Regions from separate parts of the Homo sapiens genome. Here region 1 is linked to region 2. A link is an interaction called in ENCODE POLR2A ChIA-PET data of the cell type or tissue named here. Cell type or tissue: OCI-LY7. All regions are shown on one strand. Each heading gives the region's core, and the rest is flanking DNA. Links, peaks and the distances in the headings are about the cores only.

Region 1 (4,362 bases), core at 1-4,000, 190 kb after region 2:
TTCGGTTCGCCGCCGCCTTCAGCCCAGGATGTCTCCGAACCCTGGAGCCGAACAGGCTGGGTCTCCCCAGCGCGTTCCATCGCGGCTCAGTCTCACCACTCCGCGCGCTGCCCGCCCCTCCGCGCCCCTGGACTCGTGTCTCCATTTCTCCAGACCGTCCGCGATCCCCCAACTCAGCCCCGAGAGAAGTGTGTGGAGGGCGAGAAGGGGACCGCAGAGGGGCACCCGGATCCCGGAGCCCAGCCTCCACCCCTTTCCTGTCGCCCCAGCACCCGGAGCCTCCCCGCCTGCCTGTCCTATCCCTCTATCTCCCTATCAGAGTTCCGCCAGCCCCGGCTGCAAGGTCGCGGATCTCTGAACAGGTACAGTTCGGATTCCCCCCGAATCCCCTCTTATCCCTCAGAGTCCCCCAGCCAAGGTTCCAGCCGTGACTACAGGCGCTGCGTAAAGAGAAAAACTCCCCCAGAGCACTAAATAAATACAGACGAGGCCGCCAGCTCATTGGTGCGGACTAAAATCGTCACCCACCAATCAGAAGAGAGCTCACATTTCCCCCTTTTTTTTCAGAAGGGGGAGGGAGAAAAAAATATTTCCATTTCTAATTATTCAACAAAACCTAGACTGGAACATGTTAAAATATTGTTGTTGCCAAAAAAAGCGGTTCAGGACCCCCTCCTCATTCCAGCCCAAGTGAGGGGGTAGCGCGATGTATTGGGAAAGAGAGGTTTAAGAGAGCGACCTCTCCCAACGGGACCCAAGCCAGAAGATCCAGACGAAAAATGACAAAGATGAACATAAAATAAACCCAAACTCCACACTAGTCATCCTATTTCTAGAAAATTGAGAATGTCTCAACACCCCCTTTCCCACCCAAAGTTCTGAATGCTCAACTAGGTGAAGCTCCTCCCTCCGCATCCTCCCCGAAACCGTCTCAGTATTGGGTGTTTAATGGCCCATTCGCCTCAGGTGCACTTTCAACTCTGCAGCCCACCCCCCCGCCCCCAACTCTCTACCCATTCTGCAGAATGCTAGGGGGAACAACAAGGGGCGAACCCGTCATTGACTGCCTGACCCCACAACGACGGGAGATTCCACCTTCTGCGGGAGGAAGAAAGGAGGGGAGGGAAGACTAGAGATGGGGAGAAAGGAGATCTCCTTCCCTCACTCTCCCTCCCTCCCTCTTCCTCCCTCCCTCTTCCTCCATCCCGCTCGGCCCCCTCCTCCATCCCATCCATCCAAACTTTGAGGGGTTGCCCTTCTTCGCAGTGCAGCGCCACCCTTCCCACATCCTCTCCTGCCCCTCCCCCCCCCCATTAGTACCTAAGCAGGGTGTGGGCTAAGGGACGTCCTGACTATCTCCCTCCCTAGCAGTATAGTCCCCCAGTGGGGGAAACCTCACCCAGGATGGGTTACTGCAAACATTGCAAGAACTTGGGGGGAAAGTTGCCATATTTGTTCTTTGGCACCCTGGAATCGACGTGCGGGCGGGCGCGCGCGCGCGCACACACACTCCCACCCTCGCCCAGCACGCCCGGAGAAAACGTCTCTCGACGGTGGAGGCACTGTCTTCAAGTCCCTGTCGACCCACCCCCTTCGCCCATCCATCACCCTCCTGCAGCTCCGCGACCCACTCACCCTCCCACGGCATCCCCTCGGCTCCGGGACTGACAGACGCAAGCACACACCCTCCGAGCGTCTGCGCGCCCGCCGCGCCAGAGGGGCTCCGCGGTCTGCGCCCGCCGCCGCCGCGGCGCGGGGCAACTGGGAAAAAAAAGTTCTGCTCAGACTACCCGTGAGCCGACCGACTACCAGTGAGCCGACCGACCACCAGCCGACCCGGGCGCCGACTCCCTGCTCCTTACCTCGGTCTGGGGGCCACGGGAGCGCGCCGGTCCCGTCCGCACTGCAGCCAGCTGGAAGCAGCCCCTCTCCTGCCGGCCCGCTCCCTCCGGCCCCTCCCCGCCCCCCACGGGTGTTTGCCCGGCGGCAAAGCGGGTTCTTCCAGGTAAGTATATAAGTTACTGTACTGTGTGGGAGGGTCACGATCTTGGTAATTGCGGCTTTCCGAGCTTAACCCCTGCGTTCCTGCCTTCCTCCAACTTGTTGAAGACTCGTCGCTTAGCGGGAGAGCGAGCAGGCGCGCCACTGCGAGCGCCGGCCGGGAGGGGGAGCGAGGTGCGCGGGGCAGAGAGGGGACAGCGAGACAGCAAGCGACGGAGTTCAAATGCCCCCCTGGCAGCGGTTTTCATTGGATAGGTCTTCCCCCCCACCCCCGTCCCCACTGATTTGGTGCCCCCCCGCCCCCCATCTCCCATGTAGGGGACGTCTCCAGGCGAAGTCACGATTCCTTCTCAGTTCGGAATGAACTGTGACTAGAGCCATGACGCAGCCAGCGCGCATTACTCACTTTTTGCAGTCACGACTTGGGAATCCGTGCTGGTTCCAACCAAAATTACACCGCTACCATTGAATTATTTAATAGGATCCAGTTCGGGGGGTAAACTTGTGCATTGTGCCAAGCAATGAGAAGGGGTGGGGAAGAATGGGGAGGTGGAAATGAGGCCATGGGGTGTCCCTCCGCCCCCTTCTTGACTCTTGGACACCTCCCCCCAACCACCGCTCCACGTGTTGCAAGTGCTTTATTGGCGCTACCACCACTCCCGCCCCGACCGCTCCCCCCACCCCTATTTCCTTTGCAATTGTGGCAGAATTTGTAAACACAACCACGCAACTTGCAGGGCTGAGAGGGGCGAGGCTTGGGAAAGGGAACCAGTAGGTCCCAGTGAATGACGAGGAGGCCGCGGGGTGGGCCGAGAGGCTGTGAGCAGCTTTGGTTTGAACTGAATTGTCAAGACAAAGTGTGGGTTGCAGCGTTATTTGTGTTATTCTGCACATCGGTAAAAGCCCTTGTTACTATTATGAGTTGAATATTCAGTCTCAGTCAGGGAACCTTCCGAGAGAGGGACGGCTTCTGAGCTAAACATAACTCACCCACCCTCTCATCCCCCGGCCCGGGCTGCACCCCTGTTACCCTGTATCGGGGTCAGGTCACTAAAGCCAGAGGCTGTTGACAGAAGGGAAGGGGTGAATGAAGCAGAGAGACCTGGTCTCTTCTCTGTCCTGAAGGCTAGCCCCACTAATACTTACCTCACCGTCCCGAGTTTATATTTTTTAATAAACATATAAAATATTCCTGCACGTACACAAATCTTACTGCAGACCTGCAAGAGTGCTTCATTTCTCCCACAGTCTACAGCCCATCCTCACGGGCCAGCTTGAGGATGTACTTTTATTCTCCCTCTCCTGGAGTTAATCAGCATGAATGTCTTTGTGTGCGCGTGATACTCATTCCCCCTCTGCCTCTGATAATCTTCCTCCCTCCTCACCTGTCTGGCCACAGATTCGGCCAAAGTGTCTGGAGCTGACTGCACTGAATCTCAGTCTGGGTCCAGCCCACAACCCCAGAGAGCTGATGGTATTCCCAATAACATTTGGCAACTTAGAGAACACCTCCTCCCCAATTTCCCTTCAGGCTGATTTAGACTCCTTTAGCTTTTGGCTTTAAGGCGCCCCGCGATGTTCCCTAGCTTGGATTCTCTGCGCATCGCACCAGCAACTCCTGTGCTTTGGCTTCTAATTCACTAATTCCACCAACTCACTTGGGGCTTCTATGACTAGCATGCGAAAAGGGGGGAATAATAAGAAAAATGCCACACCACACTACTTTACACACCTCCCGGGAATTACAGAATACGGGGGTATGGGGGGCATGAAGTGGGAGGGGACGAGGGTCCGAATAAAACAACCTATAGGCTCTTATTTTGAGTCACCATCACCGAGGAGAAATCTTTCAAACCCACTGGCGGGAAGGTGCGGGATCCTGGGAATGGAGACCCGGATAGTGCCTGGCCTCTGCAGGGAAAGCCGGTGAGCCACTGGCCTTCCATTCCTGAAACGCCGGGCCTTGGCTCATCCTCGAATCTAACACTTCGCTCCCCCTCCTTTAAATCTTTTTTCCTTTCCTTCCCACTCACCCCTCCTTCCCCCCAAAGCTCTCACCGAAGTCACGACTATCCCTTTGAACATCCTTAACCCTCTCGTCCCCGTATCCCTCTCCTGCATCCAGGGCGGGGCTAACCGCAGCTGGCGCCAACCCCGCCCCCTGGCGCACGGAACTGAACTCACTGAGGACCAAGGCATTTTCAGCACCTATCTTCCGTGGACAGCAACCGAGTCTTGGGCCAGCCCGAACCAGGGTCGCCGTCCTTAGTTCCCGGACCGGAACCAAAAGGGAGGTTTGTCAAAGGAGTAGAGATTTTTCCCTCTCTTTACCCAACCCCATCCATGCAATTTTGATCTATA
Region 2 (4,388 bases), core at 80-4,079:
TTGGATCATGTCTCAAATGAGAATAATATAAGTACCAATCTCAAAGGGGTTTTCAAGGATTCAATGAGTTGATTTCTATAAACCTCTTCGAAGAGTCTCTAGCACATTTAATTGTTATAGAAATAATGACTTGATAAAGATAAATAAATGAAAAGAGTGGTCCATGGGTTGTTGGACCCTCAGTTTTCTTTCATTCCAATTAGGGCTGATGTAAAATTACAAAGTCTTGGCCAGGCGTGGTGGCTCATGCCTGTAGTCCCAGCTCTTTGGAAGGCCGTGGGGGGCAGATCATGAGGTCAGGAGATCGAGACCATCCTGGCCAACATGGTAAAACCCTGCCTCTACTAAAAACACAAAAAATTAGCTGGGCGTGATGGCATGTGCCTGTAATCCCAGCTACTTGGGAGGCTGAGGCAGGAGTACCGCTTGAACCTGGGAGGCAGAGGTTGCAGTGAACCGAGATTGTGCCACTGCACTCCAGCTGGGTGACAGAGCGAGACTCCATCTCAAAAAAAAAAAAAATTACAAAGTCTTACATAAAACATCTTGGTTTTCTTTAAAAATTCTTTAAAAAAATTGGAAAATGTGGCACCCCTGAGCTTGCCCTACAGCGTAGTAACAGCTAGAGCTGACACCTTTACATGGGGCATGTGTTCAGTTTTGCCTCACCCCAGCCCACTTAGATCATTCCTATCACCAGCCTGGTTTCTATAAGCATACACATATGTGACCTAGGATCTACCTGGATCCCTTTCAGGCTATACCCGATGTACAACAGAAACAGAAAAGAGAGGCATAGAGTAAAATATATTTTCCAAAGACATTTAATGTTAAACTTAAAAACATAAAAGGGCAAAAAGCAAAAAATATACTTTCTATTCCATTTTCAAAAAGTCAAAAGAGAAATAAGCTAAGGAATCAAAATGTAGACATCTAGGAAAAACATTTTGTAGGTGGTATATACAACAAAAACTTGAGATTTAAATGTATTCCTTCCAAGGCCATGAAAAATTTACACTGCACTATGAACTTTAGGTGATAACGATGTGTCAGTATAGGTTCTAATCTAACACTCTGATGTGGGAATTTTATAGTAGGGGAGGCTGCATACATATGGGGACACGGAGTATTTGGGAAGTCTCTTTACCTTCTGTTCAATTTGCTGTGAACTCAAACTACTCTAAGAAACAAAGTCGATTTTAGGCCAGGTACAGTGGCTCACTCCTGTAATTCCAGCATATTGTGAGGCCAAGGTGGGAGGATCACTGAGGTCAGGAGTTTGAGAGCAGCCTGGGCAACAGAGCAAGATTCCAACTCTATGAAAAATTTAAAGATTAGCTAGCATAGTGGTGTGCACCTGTAGTGCTAACTACTTGGGTGGCTGAGGCAGACCTGCTTGCGCCCAGGAGTTTAAAGTTACAGTGAGCTATGATCACACCACTACACTCCAGCCTGGGTGACAAAGCAAGACCTTATCTCTGAAAAAAATTTTTTTAATTCTATTTTTAAAATGAATAAATAAACCACAAAATATTTTTCAAATCTAGTAAGATAAAATGTTCTTAATAAAATATTCAAGAAATTTCTGAACATTTTCAAAATGGCTTGAAAGTTTGTGGAGTTTTTTGTTTTGAGACAGGGTCTCACTGTTGCCCAGGATGGAGTGCAGTAGCGCAATCTCTGCTCACTGTAACCTCCACCTCTCACGTTCAAGTGATCCTCCTGCCTCAGCCTCCCAAGCAGCTGAAACTATAAGCACGTGCCACCGCACCCAGCTATTTTTTTGTATTTTTGTAGAGATGGGGTCTCACTATATTGCCCAGGCTGGTCTCAAACGCCTGGGCTCAAGCGATCTACCTACCTCGGCCTCCCAAGGTGCTGAGACTACAGGGGTGAGCCACCATGCCTGGCTGAAAGCTTTTTCTTTTCCCCCCAAATCAGGTGAAAATCTGTTAATCTAAAGAAAACTCATTCACAAAAAAAGATTAGAAATAGCTCACATTCCCATGATACTCTGTTCTATTCAAGAAAAAGTAACCATTCCCATGGACTTATTTTCCATTCATACTGGATCACAAGCTAGTACATCGGCATTTTACTTGCTTTTTAAATATATTAACACTCCTAAAAGTCTGTGCAGCAGTACTTGATTTCTTTCATCTACCAAAGCAGTTGCATTGTATAAAAGTCCCAGAGGCAATGTTGCTATGTAAAATGATGATTTAAATAACATTAAGCCCTCCTTGCAAAAGTCATCTTGTAATTGTGCCAAGAGAAAATTCAATTAATAATGTTTTAACACTGTGCATGAAGGGGTGATGGAAAGAAGGCAATGCCAAAAAAAACCCCAAAATTTTTAACTCATCATTTGCTGAGATAGTTAGTACACACCAACTTAAACGAGCACACCTATTTGTTCTATGACATTTTCAAGAATGAACTTTTAAGAGAAAACAGGAGTAGGGGGATTTTATGATGGCTTATTTTCCAATTAATGCAGTAAGCTGCAACATATTTACTCTCCATCAACAGGATCTTTAAAATGTACTTTATGTCTCCTCACTATTAACGACTCAACACTTGGAACCATGCTAAATGAAGGTAAACTTCCACATGAACCAACAGATAAAATTTTGTAGGTTGAAAACTTTAAAAAGCAGTTAAATAAAAAGGTTAGATGTTCAGCTTTCGAGAGAGACAGAGATATATATATATATGCAATTACTTGTAAAACTTATAAAAACTACCAAAATAAATGAAAATAGTTAGATTTACAGGTCTCATCAAATGTTTTTGGTTTTGTCTTGTTTTGTTTTTAAGGTGACAGTTTATAGAAGAAACAAAGGTGCAAATTCTGAGTCTGCTACCATATTTGTAATATGATCTTGAGAAATGTACTCGGTATCTCAGTACCAAAGATCTTGAAAGAAACAGCAATGCTTTATACATGAGAAAGAGACTATCAAGAATGTGAGGCCAGGCGCAGTGGCTCACACCTGTAATCCCAGCACTTTGGGAGGCTGAGGTGGGTCGATCACTTGAGGTCAGGAGTCCTAGGCCAGTGTGGTCAACATGGTGAAGCCCTATCTCTACTAAAAATACAAAAATTACCTGGGCATAGTAGTGTGTGTCTTTAATCCCAGTTACTGGGGAGGTTGAGGCAGGAGAATCACTTGAGCCCGGGAGGTGGAGGTTGCAGTGAGCTGAGATTGCCCCACTGCACTCCAGCCTAGGTGACAGAGCGATACTCTGTCTCAAAAAAAAAAAAAAAAAAAAAAGAATATGAGTCCACTCCTACATATATATCCAACAGAAATGAATGTATATAATGTATATATGTGCTCCAAAAGACATGTACAGTATTGTTCATAGTCACGTTATTGATAATAGCCAGAAACTGGAAGCAACCCAAAAGTCCATCAACAATTGGATATACAACTAAATTGTAATACATTCATAAAGCGATTAAAAGGAGTGAATTATAGCTACATGTAAAAATATGGATGAATGTCACAAACATTAATGCTGAGCTGAAGAAGCCAAAACTCAAAAGAAACTATACTGTATCATACAATTTCTATAAAGTCCAAGAAGTCAAAATTAAATGATAATGTTAGAAATTAAGATAGTGGCTCCCTCTGGGGAGAAAAACAAAAAGTAGTAGGGAGCGTGTGATTCTCTCCCTCTCTAATCACTCACTAACCTGTACATGCGTATTTTTGTGATTTTCCTATGTCCGAAGTTTACATTGTTTTAGTATTCATATCTATAGATATTTGTTATGTGACAAAAGCAAAATTAGTGGAGAATATTTATAAATATACCATAATAGAAGAAATAAATTTCACTGAAAATAAGGCAAATCCTATTACTAAAATGTTCTATGCGTCTTACAAATATTCTGAAATGGCTTGCAAACAATATAGAATTTCTCTTTAGATGTCCTGCAAGGCTAAGAGGCCTTAAAGGATAATAAAGACTGCAAACTTGTTTTTCTTTTTCTTTTGAGACAGGGTCTCACTCTGTTACCCAGGCTGGAGCGCAGTGACGAGACAGTGGCTCATTGCAGCCTCAACCTCCCAGGCTTAAGCAATCCTCCACCTCAGCCTCCCCAGTGGCTGGGACCACAGGTGCACACCATCAAGCCTGGCTGATTTTTGTACTTTTTATATTTGTAGAGACACGGTCTCCCTATGTTGCCCAGGTTGGTCTTTTGAACTTCTGGGCTCAAGCCATCCTCCCACTTTGGCCTTCTCAAGCGCTGGAATTACAAGTGTGAACCACTGTGCCCGGCAGAGAGTTAAATGTCATCAGTGCCAAGTCCATTACTTAAGCAAGTGAAGAGGTCCTAATAAAAGCAAGTAGGTGCTGCACTATATGAGTGGGCT

The links. Peaks named below come from ENCODE experiments on the same cell type or tissue, not always from the same donor. Only the 100,000 strongest peaks of a DNase experiment are listed, where the experiment ranks them.
Region 1: POLR2A ChIA-PET joins it to region 2 with 5 read pairs; 2 of 35 experiments call an interaction of 5 or more read pairs at or near these places.

The regions. Positions count from the first base shown.
Region 1 is chr11:43,577,017-43,581,378 of GRCh38, reverse strand. It overlaps LOC124902807 (potassium/sodium hyperpolarization-activated cyclic nucleotide-gated channel 4-like), which reads left to right. Exons shown (of 3, transcript XM_047428006.1): 1 at 1-362; 2 at 1,369-2,005. It also overlaps a transcript of HSD17B12 not described here. Among named protein-coding and RNA genes, the nearest start is that of MIR129-2, 2.2 kb to the left of the region's middle. RefSeq lists an enhancer at 1-700 and silencers at 1,761-2,020, 2,121-2,170, 4,066-4,360. In OCI-LY7, for the core only: a CTCF peak has its summit at 2,107; a DNase peak (open chromatin) is centred at 2,138; H3K4me3 peaks cover 1,761 bases.
Region 2 is chr11:43,770,353-43,774,740 of GRCh38, reverse strand. The region is part of intron 3 of HSD17B12 (hydroxysteroid 17-beta dehydrogenase 12); the gene reads right to left. Among named protein-coding and RNA genes, the nearest start is that of HSD17B12, 92 kb to the right of the region's middle. In OCI-LY7, for the core only: no CTCF peak of the experiment used is centred there; no DNase peak of the experiment used is centred there.